Linked DNA regions of Homo sapiens: region 1 is linked to region 2. A link is a contact called in ENCODE Hi-C data. All regions are on one chromosome and are shown on one strand. Each heading gives the region's core, a stretch centred on a gene start or an enhancer-like site at or near the end of the contact. The rest is flanking DNA. Distances are from core to core; before and after follow the strand shown.

Region 1 (7,417 bases), core at 3,020-5,519, 1.7 Mb before region 2:
CAGCTCACATAGTTTGTGAAAGAGGAAGTAGAGAATATGACCATGAAAAGTGATATTTTAAGCCTCAACACATGCCGCTCATCACTGACTTGACTTGCAGCATATATTTCAACAAAAGCACACAGTGATTTAATCTCAACAGTAATTCAGTCTGCAGCCATATGAGACAAGACCATCATTGCAGACAGGCTGTAATTTGTGAAATTCAGGTGCTGGGGATTAGGACCACCTGTTGAATTTAATCTTGGAACTGTTAATGTTAACAACATCATGTAACTGAGCTTATACACTACATATTTATCAGTCTTTGGGGCCTCCAGCTATGGAGGTGTGAACATTTTCCTAAATAATATCTGTAACTCTCTCCAGACTATGTAAAACAATGGCAGATAAAAAAGGCTGTTGGAATTCTGATTCAATACGCAGCAGCATATGGCTTGGTGGTCATCACATCCAGCATATTCCATCATTTTCCTGAGGCCTGATGTGAGGGTAAAAAAAAATTAGCAATCGAGTATCATCTGGCAATATAATAAGAATAGAAAGGCTTTCATTTCTTACCCTCCCCTGTCATAATTGGAAAAAAATTCCTAGCAATATTCTAACAATGTCTTCCACCTCTGCCTATGCAAGAATATAGGAAGATATCAAATAAACCTAATTAAACAGGAACTTTTGGAGAGAACATAAACAACATTTTACACATGCACCTTCATATGACCATCTGTAAGGGAACTCTGCCCAATTTGCAGCCAGATAAATAGTAGCGGTAAAGAGAATCAGTTAAGGCATTCTGAGAAGTTTACATTTAGTTCAGTGGGACAATTGGGATAATGTCTAAACAGAAGACATAGACTTTAAGATATGCCTTTCTTCCTTTGCTTGTGGTGACGTGAACTCCCTCAAAACCTTTGGGTATAGAATTTTGTGAGATGTTGGTGTTCCATGAGATAATTTCATTGATATTCATAATTATCTCCAAAGACCTTCTTCTACTAGGAATTCCAATGACTTTCACACAATATTTATCATTCATATAGCACTTCACAATTTGTAAAACCCTTTTACTACATATCATTTCAATTTCCCATGTAGGGTATCAACATCCCGCCCTCCAAATTGAAAAGGACTGTTCTTTGTTTCAATAAAATAAAGCTCTGATAAACAAAAATTGAAATCAAACATATTTGTGGTCAATAAACATTGTTTTGAACATAAGCATTAGGTTATTATACTTTGCATTAAGCTCTCAATATTCTTAGCTGGTGTCTGTCCAGCAGAAGAACACAGGAAGAAAAGTATTAGAAATCTCTTCCCAAAAGCTGATCAAAACTTTCAGCAAATTTACCTTTTGATGCTGCCATTAATCAAAGCTTCACAAGTGTTAGACAGTAATTTCCACCAAACAATAGCCATGGAAATCCATGATCTCAGTATATCCATCATACACCAGTTACACATAAACACCACAGCCATCTACAGTCAGAAGCTAATGTCTAAACTTTCCTAGAACTCCAGCCCTTATCGGTTGCTTGCACATGCAGATACAAAGCATGTAATCAATCAACAACTAAGAGCGGAAACAAAAGCTGTAATTGTAAAATTGATAGCCTTCTGCTTTTGGATTTTAAGTCTACTAACACCCCTACCCCCCAACCCCTGCTCCTGCCACAACAATAAATAAATAAATAAATAATCACTTCCTAATGAAATTGATTCCTCCTTTTTTGCTTCCCTGAATTCTTCTCATTGCAAAATTCCACTTTTTCAAAGAAGCTTTCCTTGATCTTTCCAGGGAAGTCATCGTTCTCATTTTTGCACCCCTACAGTACTGTTCATATCTAGCATTTATTACACATTTTTATCTATTGGTTTATCCATCTACACACATTTCATGGTATATTGTTCTGTCCTCAGGTATTTAAAGATCCGTAAGACTGGGTCCTGCCTTAAATTCTTTTATACCTTTCAAATCCTTAGCATTATGCATTAAACAGGTGTGTGGCAATATTTTGAATGCCACTTTTTAAAAAGTTTGGCTTTTTCACGCATGGTTAGAGTGACCTTTGCACACAAAAGGAGCATCTACTATATATTACTTCGGTTCACAACCACAAAATTTAGTAAAATAAAAAGAATAATTGGGAGATTTCAAGAAATCCTCTAGCTTTATAAAGCAGATAGAGAGTGGAATTGTGTTTTAATAAAAACATACGAGCAGCTTCAAATAATGGCGGATACATTTAAACTGTATTAAAATATCTTCAGAATCAGCAAACTTGATTAGGATTCTCCCAGAGGCTTCACACACTGAAACCAGATATTTATTATTCCAGGGAAAGGAGGCCCAATTTTAAAAAATTCATCTTATTAGTTATTAGCCACCCCATGCAGCAGCTTCCCGGAAGGCAGAGGAAGACAGGCTCACAATGATGAGTTTCAAACCAATGGAAGCTGAGTGTGTCCCTCAAGTCTTCCATGCCTGCCTGGGCACCACTCCCCAGGGCTGAGAGAATTCAGCCCAAAGCAATGCGCTGGAGAGATCAGAGGGGAACGCTGGATCCCGAGCAGTGGCCGCGGGCTGGCTGCGCTCACCCTCCGGTTCCGGGTCAGAGGAACGCTCAGGCTGGTACCCGCGCCAACCCCAGTTTCCTCCCACCAGGCAGCGACTCGGCGGCCAAACCCGAGGCTTCAGGAACCGGACCTCCATCCGCAGCTGCAATTCTGGGGATCAGGGAGTTCTAGTTCCAGGGCCGATTTCTGCTGGGAAATTAGGCTTTGGGGTCCACGCACCTCACCCCTATTTTCTACAAAACTTTGTGTCTTTCTCCAAATAAGAATTCATACCAAGTTGGAACTAGCCCACCCTACCCCAGCGGGTCCACTCCCCTCCAGCCTTCGAACGGCACCTACTCACAGCGCCTCCCAGCCCCGGGAAAGGGGGAAGGCTCAGGTGTGCGGGATCCCCAGGCTGAGTGGCGAGCGGGCTGGCGGGCATGCTGTCACCTTGTGGTCCGCCACTCCGAGGTATCCGTCCAGTGGCCGCGGTCCCGCGGGGACCCCGGGGCGCTGCTGGGTGCTGCTCTCCGCCGCCGGCTGCGAGCTGCCGGTGGCCGACGCCTGCTGCTGCTGTTGCTGCTGCTGCTGCTGCTGCTGCGGGGGCCGCTCCTTCTGGCCGCCGAGGCTGCTGTACACTAGCAACAAGCTGGTGCACATGGTGGTGAGCGCTAAACACACTGCCAGACCATGGCGCTGCGGGCGGGCGGGAGAGAGAAGAGGAGAGCGGCTGAGCGCAGACACCGGAGGAGCGCGCCCAGCGGGGACAACTGTGCGGTGGTCACTCTAGTGGGGGAGATTTGGGGCGGCCTGGGCCCCAGCCCCGCCGCACGCAACTGGGACAGAGAAAGCACCGTCCCCTAGCGTATCGCAAGGGATGCTCCGGGCGCGTCGCTGCTTTCGGCCGCCGCCGCCCAGATCTCTCGGTAGAGGGCAGGTGGTGTACGGCCCCGGGCTGAGGGAGGGAGCGCGCCGGGGCCGAGGACAGGGGTGGGTTTGCACTTTGGGGAAGGGCCCGTCTGGCGCAGCCACCCCAGCCAAGCTGCTGGAATTTTGAGTCCTTCACACCCCTCCTTTCCTGGGGCCCTGGATCCTTGCGATCCTTGCAAGTTTGAAATCTAAGAAAACGAAGAAAGTCTGCAAAGGTCCCCCCTCCCCGTCCCTCTTAGTTTTTGGCAGGCTGTTGCTTTTGGGCACCCCCATCCCTTGAGCAATCTGCCCACTCCTCCATCGCTCCTGCAGCTCTCCGCCACCCCCTCGGACCTCTCGCCGGAGATCTAGGAGGCGAGGCAACCCCGAGTTCCCATCCTGGCTCTGGGATTCCGAGCCAGGCAGAGCTGGAGAATCGGGAGGGAACGCGGAGCGGGTAGAAAGTTGTCCCTTTGTAACAGGCGACCTCGCGGCCCAGGGTTAGGCGTCTCGGAGTCTCCACGGTGCGTCCCGTGGACCCTGAGCCCGGGGATCCCCCTCTTTGCCCGGTGGAGTTGCCACAACTGACTCACCATCAGGGTCTTCATTTTGGGCACCTCTTTTGTGCAGAATCCTCAGGCTCGCGCGTCCGGGGCCACTTTTTCCTGGAGGGTTTCCATGATGGGTAATGGGGCGGAGGCGGCTCTGATTTTTGCCCAGCAGCCGGCCGCGGCAGATCGCGCGCGGGAGCCGCGGGACCCGGGAAGCGCGGCTGTTGCAGAGATTAGAGACAGAATTAAAACTGAACCGGACCCTCGTAGTCTCTCAGCGATCTACACAACTGCCGCCTGCCGCCGCCTGCTGGGTCCTAAAGACCTCTACATCCCCTTCCCCGCCCCCAAATAATAATCTTTTCAGTAGTGAAATTTCTGGGGAGAGAGAGTTAACCGAGCCAGTGTACCCACTTCTTGGTCCGCGGGCTTATTTATCTTTAAAGAAGTCATCAAGTAGTAAAGAAGGAGAACCTGATTGGATTCTGAACGTGATAGCCATGTGAAAATCTGCAACCTAAATTTTCTGTTTTGCGATGTTGATAAAAACAAATCAACCTCCCAAATGTCAATAACTCTATTTATAGCGTTTGCGTTTATGTACGTAGCATAGAGAAATACATGATGAAATTATTTTTCTTAAAAAATTATTTATTATTCCGTTTTTCAATTGCTCACTTTCTTATTTTCTCTTCTCTCTTAATTTTAATTTTACTTTATCAGATTCAGTTATTCTCATGCATTCTTTAGATAATATTTCATCTCAATTATTTCATTTATTATTTTCATTGAATATTACAATTTACATTTCTGCCTGACCTCTGAGTTTCCTAGTGTTCATCTAAATGATCTTAAAGTTTTAAAAACATTCAGCACGTCACAGCTACATGATTAACTTGACCTGTAGATTCTTCCTAATTTGGATGAAGAATTTCTGTCTGCTAGAGATAAAACTGCATATGGCTTATTTCATAATCCTAAGGTATTTGGTGCTTTCCGTTGGTCTACTGCACTGACGGCGATAGTTTCACATTCAGGACTTCAATTAAAATTAAAAAAACATAAGTATTGTTTTATGTTGGGAAAGTCACATCAATAGCTTGTTTTAAGGATGCTGTCTCCTCTGCATTGAATTACAAATGGCATTTGTTAAATGTCTAATTTAGCTAAAAACATATTTCTTGTGAAATTGCTCAGTGAAAATAGTTGTCTTAATGTATTACTTAACATCTCACCTGTAGCAGTGTAATGTTAAAGATTACATTAAGATGGAAATGATCAGCAGGCCTACTGAACCATGGGCACAATAAGAGCTTTCTCAAGGCCAAAGAAGGCATTACAATCCATTTTTAATCTTCCCTAATCTATTGCTGGACTGATGATACAACAGGAACTATTTTTATCTTATGAGGCATCCTTCCATACTTAGTATTAAGAAAGTTAAAATTATTGGTGCAATAATGAATATCAGTGCAACGTGTTTGGGAGAGGGCAAGAAAGCACACGATTTAGCCTTTCAAGGAAAAGCAAAATAGGAAGCACTGTCCAACATTGCCAGCCTTGAAACTATTTATTCAGTTTGTGCTTTAGGCATGAATAGTACCAGTTGTTAGGGCAGGAAAAGCAGCAGCCAGAGGAGAATCTTACCAGGTCTTGGCAATTCTTTATTGTATGGTTGCACTTGACACTCAAATTAATGAAACAAAGGACCAACTTGATGAATCACTGCAAGCAGATTATCTGTGTTTCTCCAGGGATCCTTTTAGATGCTATTAGAAGCAGCTCCTGCATTTTTCAGGATTATTCCCCCTCCATCTAGCAAGTTGCCCAGTGACTGATGAAACAGTTCTAATATATTTTGCCATGCCAAACAGAGGCATCATATCTATGATTTAAGTTCATGGCAGCATGTTGGACATCTGTTACACTGTATGTCTGACCAAATTCATTAAGCTTATGGGTTTTTTTTTCCCCTCCTGGGATAGCAGTTAGCTAGTTGCTAAATCTACTTATGAAATGGCCAGGGTAAATTTAAAAATGTAATTCAGAGCTTGATTTGAAAGATTTCAAGGTCTTGGCTTTTACATATTTGATTAGATTAATGCAGCCATTTCAGGCATTCTGGCTTGAGAGCCAAATGGACAAGATAGGGTGAGGGAAACGAGATAAAGAAAACAAGTCATAGAATTTACTTCAATTTGATGATCATTAATGATTGCCACTTATTTGGTGGTTCTGTATTAGAGAATACAGTGGTGAATAAGACAGACCTTCTCCTCTAAGAGCTCACAACCTAATATGTGTGTGTGTATGCACGTGTGTTGAGACAAGTTCATGACTAGGCAATAAAAGACAGAGTACTATAGATTCAACACAAATTTATCAAGCACTTCCTATGTTAAGCACTTACTCTGTTGAGTACCTACTATGTGCCAGGTATTAGGGATGCCTGGATCAATAGACCACATGCTCTCTTCACAGTATATTCCCAGGTAAGTGCTTAGAATCTTTCTGTTACAATCTTTAGGAACAATCAACACACCTGATTTGTTTTTCACCTTCTAAATGCCTGCTTATGTAAGGTCTGAGGGCTTTGTTATTTCAAGGGCATCTACTTATGTTTATATACCTTTATATTCACCCTTAAGTTAATCATTTGAATAATTATACAGGGTAGAAAACAGGCAGCATTCACAAACACTTGACTGACTTGGAGACAAGCGGACAAGTAGACAAGTCAATGAAGCTTTTTTAGTTCATCTAACTTGCACAGTTCAATTCAAAGTGAGTCGAGAAATCACAATTTGTTTCTCAAAATCCAGGTAGCTGAGATGGATTTCTCACCATTTAAAATTTTGCCACATTTCTGCCTCTGGTGCCATCACATCCAATCAAATAGCCTCTTCCTTTTGAAAAAAGGAAAAAAAGAAAGGAAAATAAATTGAGTGTTCTGCAATGTAGGTTATGTGATACAATGAAGGTGAGAATTGATGAAACAAGGCATGTCATAGGGCGGTGAGAGAGCAGGTGGAATCCGTGCTCAGAGGGAACGCTAGCCTATGCTCATGCCACAAAAGGCAGCACAAAGCTACCAAAGGAGGAAGAAAGACAGACTGCTGGAAATCCGTAAGCTCTGCCCACAATTCCTAAAATTCCTAAGTGACTTCTCAATTTAGAAACAAACGTTTCAAACATTTCAAAGATGGATAAAAACCAGAAAACAATATAATGAACTGCATTTGAGATACAATTGCTTTCCACATTATGATCTCAAAGAAAAAGAAGAAAGTTTTACTACATGAAGCAAGAGCAAAAATTTTATTAATGGCAGAAAGTCCCCATGGAACAAATTTGATTCTTGTCCATTTATGTTTGCAGTTTCCTTAACTCTCTTTATTTTA
Region 2 (7,355 bases), core at 969-3,468:
AGGTAGTTTCTGAACCTTGTTTAGGAGCCCAAACAACTCGAGTTTCAAGGACACTGCGATTCAGCTGGTCTGGCCAGGCGTCGGCTCGCTCACCTTCTCAGGGGGAACTGCCAGCTCCGGCACGTCCTTTGCTACTAGTTTACACACAAACATCTGATCGTTCTTCCAATACATGGCACTGCTAGGGCTGCTTATCACATACCAACTCCAGAGGGTCAGAGGCTGTCCGTGTCTGCCGATCTCCCCCCTCCCCCGCCCCGATCCACTAATAAAAGCTGATGCCGAGAAGGATAATGCTACAAGTGTGTCTTCGTCCAAAGAGGCCGCTGTGGCCTGACCACTTTCTGATGAACCGTTCTTAAAATTCCTTTCCCAGCTTCACTGAGCTCTGAGTGAAGTGAGCACTGAGCTTTTCCTGAGTCCCTCCAGGAAAAGAAAAAAAAAAAAGTTTTGTTTTCCAGAGGGTGGAACCTAATATAAAGGAAGGGGGCGTGTGGGGGAAAGTCTTTCCTGGAGAAATTGCTTCGCCTCTTTCAGGAAAACCCGCCTTCTCTACATGTTAAAATCTTTATCAGAACACGCCAACTGACTTCAGGTTTAGTACTAAAGAAAAAAAAATTGGGGGATGTCCTGTTAACTTGACTTTAAAAAATCTGCTGTCTGCATTTGCCATAACTTTTAAATTCTCGCTCCCCAACCCAAACCTAAACAAAGATTCAGGTTACATCTCTTTCTGCAGCAAGCAGAAGGGGAAGTGGAGGTCTGGGTGACTTGAAAGTTTTAGTCATTCTCTTGAAACTCGCAGCTGTCCGGTGTAGCCGAGGAATGCCACCGCTCCTGGCAGCCTGGGAGCTGACTTATCTAGCAGTTCGCGCTCCCTTTCCGAAAAGTTTTCTCATTAAGATAAAGAAGGAACATCTGAGCAACACAAAAGCTTATGATTTGCGACTAGATTTGAAATCAAGGCTACAAGAAAGACAAAAGTATGTTGCTAATGAGTATTGCTCTTTCATCTCCTAGACAAAATGTAAGCCCGAGCAGCCTTGTCTTCTGCCTCAAGTTCTGACTGCGGGGCGGGGAAGCGGCGGAGGGAGGTATTCAGGGTACCTTAATTTTGATTAAGATTGGAAGGTGTGTTTGTTTAAACAGACTCTTTGTGGTATAAACTTTATTTCATTATTTAGTGTATAAAGACAAATTTGGTTAAAAGATTATTTTTAAATGATTTTTGTTTCCATTTAAAAAGCTAAACTTCTGAAACTAAGAAGATCTAGGAGTCTATTTCTTAAAGGCCTTTAACAGAATCATAGGATTTTGCTTTAATTAGATGGAAATATATATGTAAAACACACACACGCACACACACATATCTTATCTCCTTGCCTTATTTGTATAGAAGAAAAAGAGCGAAATGATCTTGCCCAGACCCCAGCTCGGTCAGCAGCCGGCTAGCGGAGGAGATAGATAGCCTTTCCTGTGATGAAGTGAGCCTGTGTAAGAGTCTGGGACCGAGTTACCACTACAAATTTAGTTTTTCCTCCATTGCATTTTTCTCCCATAAACACTAGAGTCTTCAGAGCATTTTCCTATCGCCATTGTTTTTCTTTTCGCGCAGCTGCGCACAAGTTAATATTAGCCATCCCCCTGCCGGTCCTCTCTGGGAGATCTCGTTTAAATTTACTGAGCGAAGGGAGGAGGACGATATAATTAATCTGTGCCCTCTTAGAAAATTGAAAGATTGGGGTGGACTGACTTTTCAAAAAGCTAACTTGTGCGTGGGAACCAGAAAGACTTGTGTTTTTCATCAAATGCAGAAATCGGTATTGGGGGTGGTGGAGAAATTCACATAATGCATTTTCCATGAAATAGCATCGTTGTGGAGACCGCTCTTCCGAATGGAAAGTCAGAGTCGTGCAGAACATTGGCGCCATCAGGTCGTGTATAGAGCAGGATTTCGTTGAAAGTGGAATTAAACATAAAGGTCCGGTTTGGATATTTAATTACAGTGTGTGTGTGTGTGTGTGTGTGTGTGTGTGTTAGGGTTTAAAGTGAATCTGGGGTACTGTCTGGCTACTATCGAGGAGAATTTATCGCGCGGGTCATTTGGAGATCCAGAGAGAGCTGGAGCTGTGTTAGGGAAGCAGGGCGGGGGTGCGGGCATTTATGCGGTCTTTCCACCCACCCTCGCCTAATCAGGCGGCTCTCAGTCAGGTTTTCAAAATACTAACCTTGATCTAAGAGCGTCTATCTCTGCATAAGTGGAGAAAATGATTCATTTTTAGAGGTTTCTGGGCTTGGGGAAGAAGAATGGTCGTCAGACAGGAGCAGAAGACGTGAAAGATTGGTCTGGCCTCGCTTTACTCCAGGCGCCTTGTGGGATGCTGACCTGTCCCGGGGTGCAGCTGCGCGCACCCCTCCTTGAGCTGTAAGCCTCTGGGCGGTGAGTCAATTTCTATGTCCTGGGCGGTATAAGCCTTTGGCTGGGGGTCGAGTGTGCAAGAAGAGGGGAATGTGTTTGCTATGAATCCCAGGGCTGATCGTCCTGTCGGTCTGGGGTCCAACGACCTTCTGACCTTTTGTCAGGGGTGGGCGTACGAAGGTATAGCTTCTTCCTGGTGGCCCGGTTCCCTGGAGCTCGCGTCACGCCTCTTACCCACGCTCATCCTCGGCTGGGGCAACGGAAAAGTTATCTTCCTACTTTACAGGGGTGCGCTAAAAATCAAAAGAGTTTTTGTTTGTTTGTTTGGTCTTAGTAATGAGGGTTTTTAGCCCAAACGCCAATTGATTCCAATTTTGAACGAAGACTCTGATCAAAAAAACATCATCTTATGTGTCCACAGGTGGAAAAGCAATCGCCTGCGTCGTGACAGTTCCTACCTACTAAATTGAAAATTTGAAAATCAGAGGCGGCAGGCCCACCCAAGGTGTCTACCAACATCCGTGGACCACAGGGCTTTTTGCAAGCCCATGGGAAAGACAGCCTGAGAGACTTCGGAGTGCGTCCTGTCCCAGGCTGTGCCTCTCCTGCTTAAGGGAAGCCTTGAGTGTATCTCCCTAAAAACAGATGGGGGCAGGGAAGGGGTCTAGATCCCGTGGAGCCAGGCCTTGATTGGAGGTCCGGGCTGGAGAGAGGGAACATCAACCCGCCCTGACCCCCACAGCTTCCACTCACCCGAAGAGCTGCCTAATTGGGCTGCGAGCAGCTGCGAAATTTGTAATCGTCTAATGAGCCTTCCGCCTCGGTAATTCTTATCAAAAGGCATAAAACTGATATTTTCACACTCAGCTCGCACTGCAGGCGCCGTTTATAAACATCCTTCATCAGTGGGATGAAATTAAGCCTGCATTGACAGAGGTCTCTGGAACTCGATATTTAAAAGCAATAGATCCGAATTAGCAAATTATAACTTTAAGTAGGGAAAGTCCCCACCAACTTGACTATTGAACCCTTTGCCTCTGAGCTCCTCGGGGTGAGTAACCACACGTTTGAGAGAACTTAACCTGGAGGTTCTGCGGTGCTCAGGCAATCTCCGGAAACTCGGATTCCCGAAACTGCCCCTGCTACGGCTCCTCCCGCCCGCCTTCTAGGGACTCGCCTGGGTCAGACCTGTGGAGATCGGGGCGAGGCACAGCTGGAGCCTGAGAGAAAACGTGGTCAAAGGAGGCGCATCCAGGACTCCCGGGCGGCCTGCAGGCGCAGAAACAGAGCCCTGCTCTTGCGGACCCGAGCTTTCCCTGGCCCGCGGCCCTCACCGCCCACCTCCAGGGCTCCAGCGCCAAGGGTACAGTGGGCCATAGGACTGTAGGAGGCGGTGGAGGATGGGGAGACTTTCGCGATCATAAGAAGGTGCGGATTCTGGCAGAATTCTGGTTGGCGACTCCTTCGATCCCTGAAGGTGAAATCTCAGCTAAAACCACTCTGAAACTGTGGATGTCACACTTGGTTCAGGGTTAGGAGACCGTGTCTTTGGATTTTTGCCCATCACGTGTAACCATTATAAATATTAGTCTGGAAAAAGACTTTAGGAGATTGCTTCTAGAGGTTCTTTCCACAAACTTACCCTGCTCAGAATCTGCATAACCCCTCAGAGATGGCAGAGCTGTATACGGGCTCACCTTGGGACTTACCGGTCCCAGACTCCGTTTTATACCTTGCTACCCACAGTTTCTGAGGGTAAGAGAGGGGTGCTTTTATTCACGCCAGTGGAGGTCGCCAAAAGCGGGCGAGGGCCTCCGTCTGGGACCCACTGGTCTCTCTCCCACTGTGGGCCAAGACTGAGGTTTGATGGGCTTCCCAGCTGGGCAAGCCTGCTCCACGCGGGACACCCGGGAATCCACTGGCGGGCAGACCCTGCCTTCGCCACCCGCCCCGCGGCATTCCTCACTGCGGTCTGATGCGCCAGCTGGGGCCAGTTGTTTCAAGCGGTTCTGGAGGACCAATAGCGGAAAGCCAAGTTCTGCGACCAAGAGTCTGTACGAGTGACTCGGTGTTTCTTTCCAGCCGGTTCGCAGAGCGCCAGTAAGCTCTCCCGGTCCGCTACGGAAGAAATAGGGGAAGCGTTTCCAGTCTAAGAGAGAGGATGGGAGAGAGAAAATTAGGAACCACGCCGAAATTAAGCAGGGCAGCCTGGAAAGCTTCCCGGCTAAAAGCTATGGCGCGAAACGCTAAAGTCCATCACACCATTTATTCATTGTGACATTTCCAAGCCGACAATAGCGCCTTAAGCACGCCTGTGGTTTGGAGGTGCCGGTTTTATATGCATTTTACTGTTTAGAATGATAAACAAATCAGGACCAATGGAAACCTGATTCTAACCTCTTTCTACAGAACTCTGCCTGCATAATTCTGTAAAAGCCGAAATCCAAGGTGGCCAGAGAGAGAGAGAGAGAATCCAACTCTCTACCCGCCTCCCTTTACCGCGTTTCCCTACAAGTCCTAGGCAAACCGGGCAGATATAGCCTGGAGTTCGCTGATCAAGAAAGAGGATGGAACCGAGGCCCTTCAGGCTTCTCCTCCCCTTCCACATCCCCGTTTTCCCACTTCCCCAGGGATGTCTGAAAGCCCAACTCGGCCAGTGTGGCAGGAAAGTTAAACTTTATCTAAGTGCAAAAACCAGATGGTTTTCTCGGTTTCTGGGGATAGGTGAGAGGCAGAAGTGGGGCTGTGTGAGCCTCCTATTCACAGGCTTGGATGACATTTTGATAAGGGAACCCTCAGCTCAAGTTGTTAGCCAGGGTGAATGAGCCCCACACAAGCCTGCGCCGACCGCCCACAACTTTGGTGTCTAAGGTTCTCCCCAGCAACACTTCCACCTCCGGTGTAACTCGTAAAGCTATGCTTTTACAAAAAAAAAGTTGGCCCAAGAATCTTGAGCCATGAATTTTAAAAACTTAAATAACTTCTATATGCCATTTCTGCTACAGGAGACTGGTTCTTGTAACTGTGGCAAGGTTTTCTTCCTTTCCTTCCTATCCTCCTCCTCTCCCTTCCTCCTTCCCTGCTTGCCTTCCTTCCTTCATGGGAGTTCAGGGTTTAAGAGGTAGGCAACGTGTTATTATAGTAAGAGCACAGGTTTGAAGTTAGTAAAATATGTAATGGAATTTTGAGCAATTTAAATTTTTAACACTTGAGCTTTCTCATTTGTAAAATGAAGATGGCATCACTTGGAAATTGTCATAAAAAATCACAATGTTGAATTAAGTGCTCATCCACACAGGAGGTTCTTAGTGAACATAATGTTTCTCCTACCACATCCTCCTTCACCTCTCTAGAGAGGTCTGGATGTAGAGGAGCCACCAAAGGCCCAATTTCCCCAGTGAAGGGTAGGTCAATGTTCTTCAGCGAGTTGACCACTTCTAGGGGTTCAGAGGGTCATGAGGTTAGACGCACCTCCCTGGGCTGCAGAGGCTCCAGAGATGAGTGCAGCTGCCTGTAGCCACCTCTGTCGTGGCAACTAGGCCCAAGGATGCACAATGAACACCTTTTTCATCTCCTTTGTCGCTGGTTTATTTGAGAGTTAATCTATAACATTTAAAAATGCTTGGCACCCTTCTGTCAGTTTGCACAACCTTCTGAATATTGTGAAAATGGCAGTAATCATAGCTGTTGATTATTATTTGTCAAATGCCCCCACTGACGTTATGGCACACAACCCTACTTTAATTTATCCAAAGCCCTATTTTACCAAGCCAGGGCAGAATTCAAACCCAGACGTCCGACGCGAATGCCTGACTTTTAACTACTTTGCGGTGTTTGTCCTCTTTAGGGTGAGTTCAGAAATGGACACTTTCAGTAAATGGATTCATGATAGTTCTTTACCACTCCAGCACAAGTGGTCCAGCCGCTAGCCTCTTGCCTCTGCCCACTTCCGCTGAGCAGCTGGGGGGTGCCTGGTGTGCTGTGGGGAAGAGCGCCACCTTCCCACGCCTACTCTTGCTGAGGTTAAACAGCATTTCAGTGCCGAATAAAACGGCCACGAAGGGGAAAAAGGAGAACGCTTAAATCGGCGGTAAAATCGTTCTCTCTCCTTTTCCTTGCAGATTGCATAATTTGATGTCTAATCATCAGCAAGTGGAACAAAACCTGGATTGAATAGACGGTGACTCGATCTCCGTACAGACTGAGGTCCAAAGGTCTGCGCTCACTTCTGGAACTTTCCTTTTGGGCCTTGACCGAACTCCTGTTATTGTGTGCAGTAGCAGAGGCTGCGCTGCGTGGTTCAGTTTGTGCAAAGGCTATTTATTGTTTCTCATTTACTGACCACTCGGGAGAAGCCTTTAGCAATAGTTTTTCCCGACACAAACTTGAATAAAGTCGACCCCTGCAGTTCTTCCTGAGGCTCTACAAGCTTCCTGGATGCAGGAACCATGTGCTGTTCTGACGACGCTCCGAAACCTAGTTCAGTGCCTGGCACTAGACAATAAAAAATTGCTTTCTGAATGAAAGTATATGCTGGCAGGCGCAGGGGGTTTCATGTCTTTCTCTGCCTTCTTAATTCTAGCGCTCCTACGTCTTTGCATAGGTACCTTCTTGCTCAGTTCCTGCATCTTTCAAGCCCTTGAAGAGCTAGGTAAGAAAGGGCATGAAAATTCTGACATAATAATTAGCAAGTGGCTTGTTATTTGTCAAACGCCCCACTGATGTTGTGGCATATACAACCTCACTTCTTTAATTTGCCCAAAGTCATATTTTACCAAGCCAGGTCAGAATTCAAACCCAGACATCCGACACGGAGGGCTGACTTTTAATTACTTTGCTATTTTGTCTTATAACAGAGGCTTATAAGCTTATAACCTCCAAGGGATCCTCAGGCATTATGCTTCATTTGAGTTCTTCCCTCCTGCGAGTCCTTCAG

The links. Hi-C counts contacts between places; a loop is a spot of excess contacts on that map. Pooled maps may share reads with other maps.
Region 1: a loop to region 2 is called in a map of naive thymus-derived CD4-positive, alpha-beta T cell, with 20 times the contacts of the local background. The contact joins the promoter of ST6GALNAC5 here to the promoter of LHX8-AS1 in region 2. A Hi-C loop is called at or near these places in 1 of 168 maps with a recorded cell type or tissue (naive thymus-derived CD4-positive, alpha-beta T cell), 1 of 37 single-sample maps with no recorded cell type and 5 of 50 pooled maps.

Annotation. Positions count from the first base shown.
Region 1 is chr1:76,864,332-76,871,748 of GRCh38, reverse strand. ST6GALNAC5 (ST6 N-acetylgalactosaminide alpha-2,6-sialyltransferase 5) reads right to left here and starts at 4,269. Exons shown (of 5, transcript NM_030965.3): 1 at 4,059-4,269; 2 at 3,007-3,252. The coding sequence starts at 4,073. RefSeq lists an enhancer at 3,185-3,394.
Region 2 is chr1:75,127,439-75,134,793 of GRCh38, reverse strand. It overlaps LHX8-AS1 (LHX8 antisense RNA 1), which reads left to right and starts at 2,218. Exons shown (of 2, transcript NR_187397.1): 1 at 2,218-2,440; 2 at 2,841-6,948. LHX8 (LIM homeobox 8) reads right to left here and starts at 406. Exons shown (of 9, transcript NM_001256114.2): 1 at 1-406. RefSeq lists enhancers at 1-101, 2,259-3,458 and a silencer at 4,364-4,564.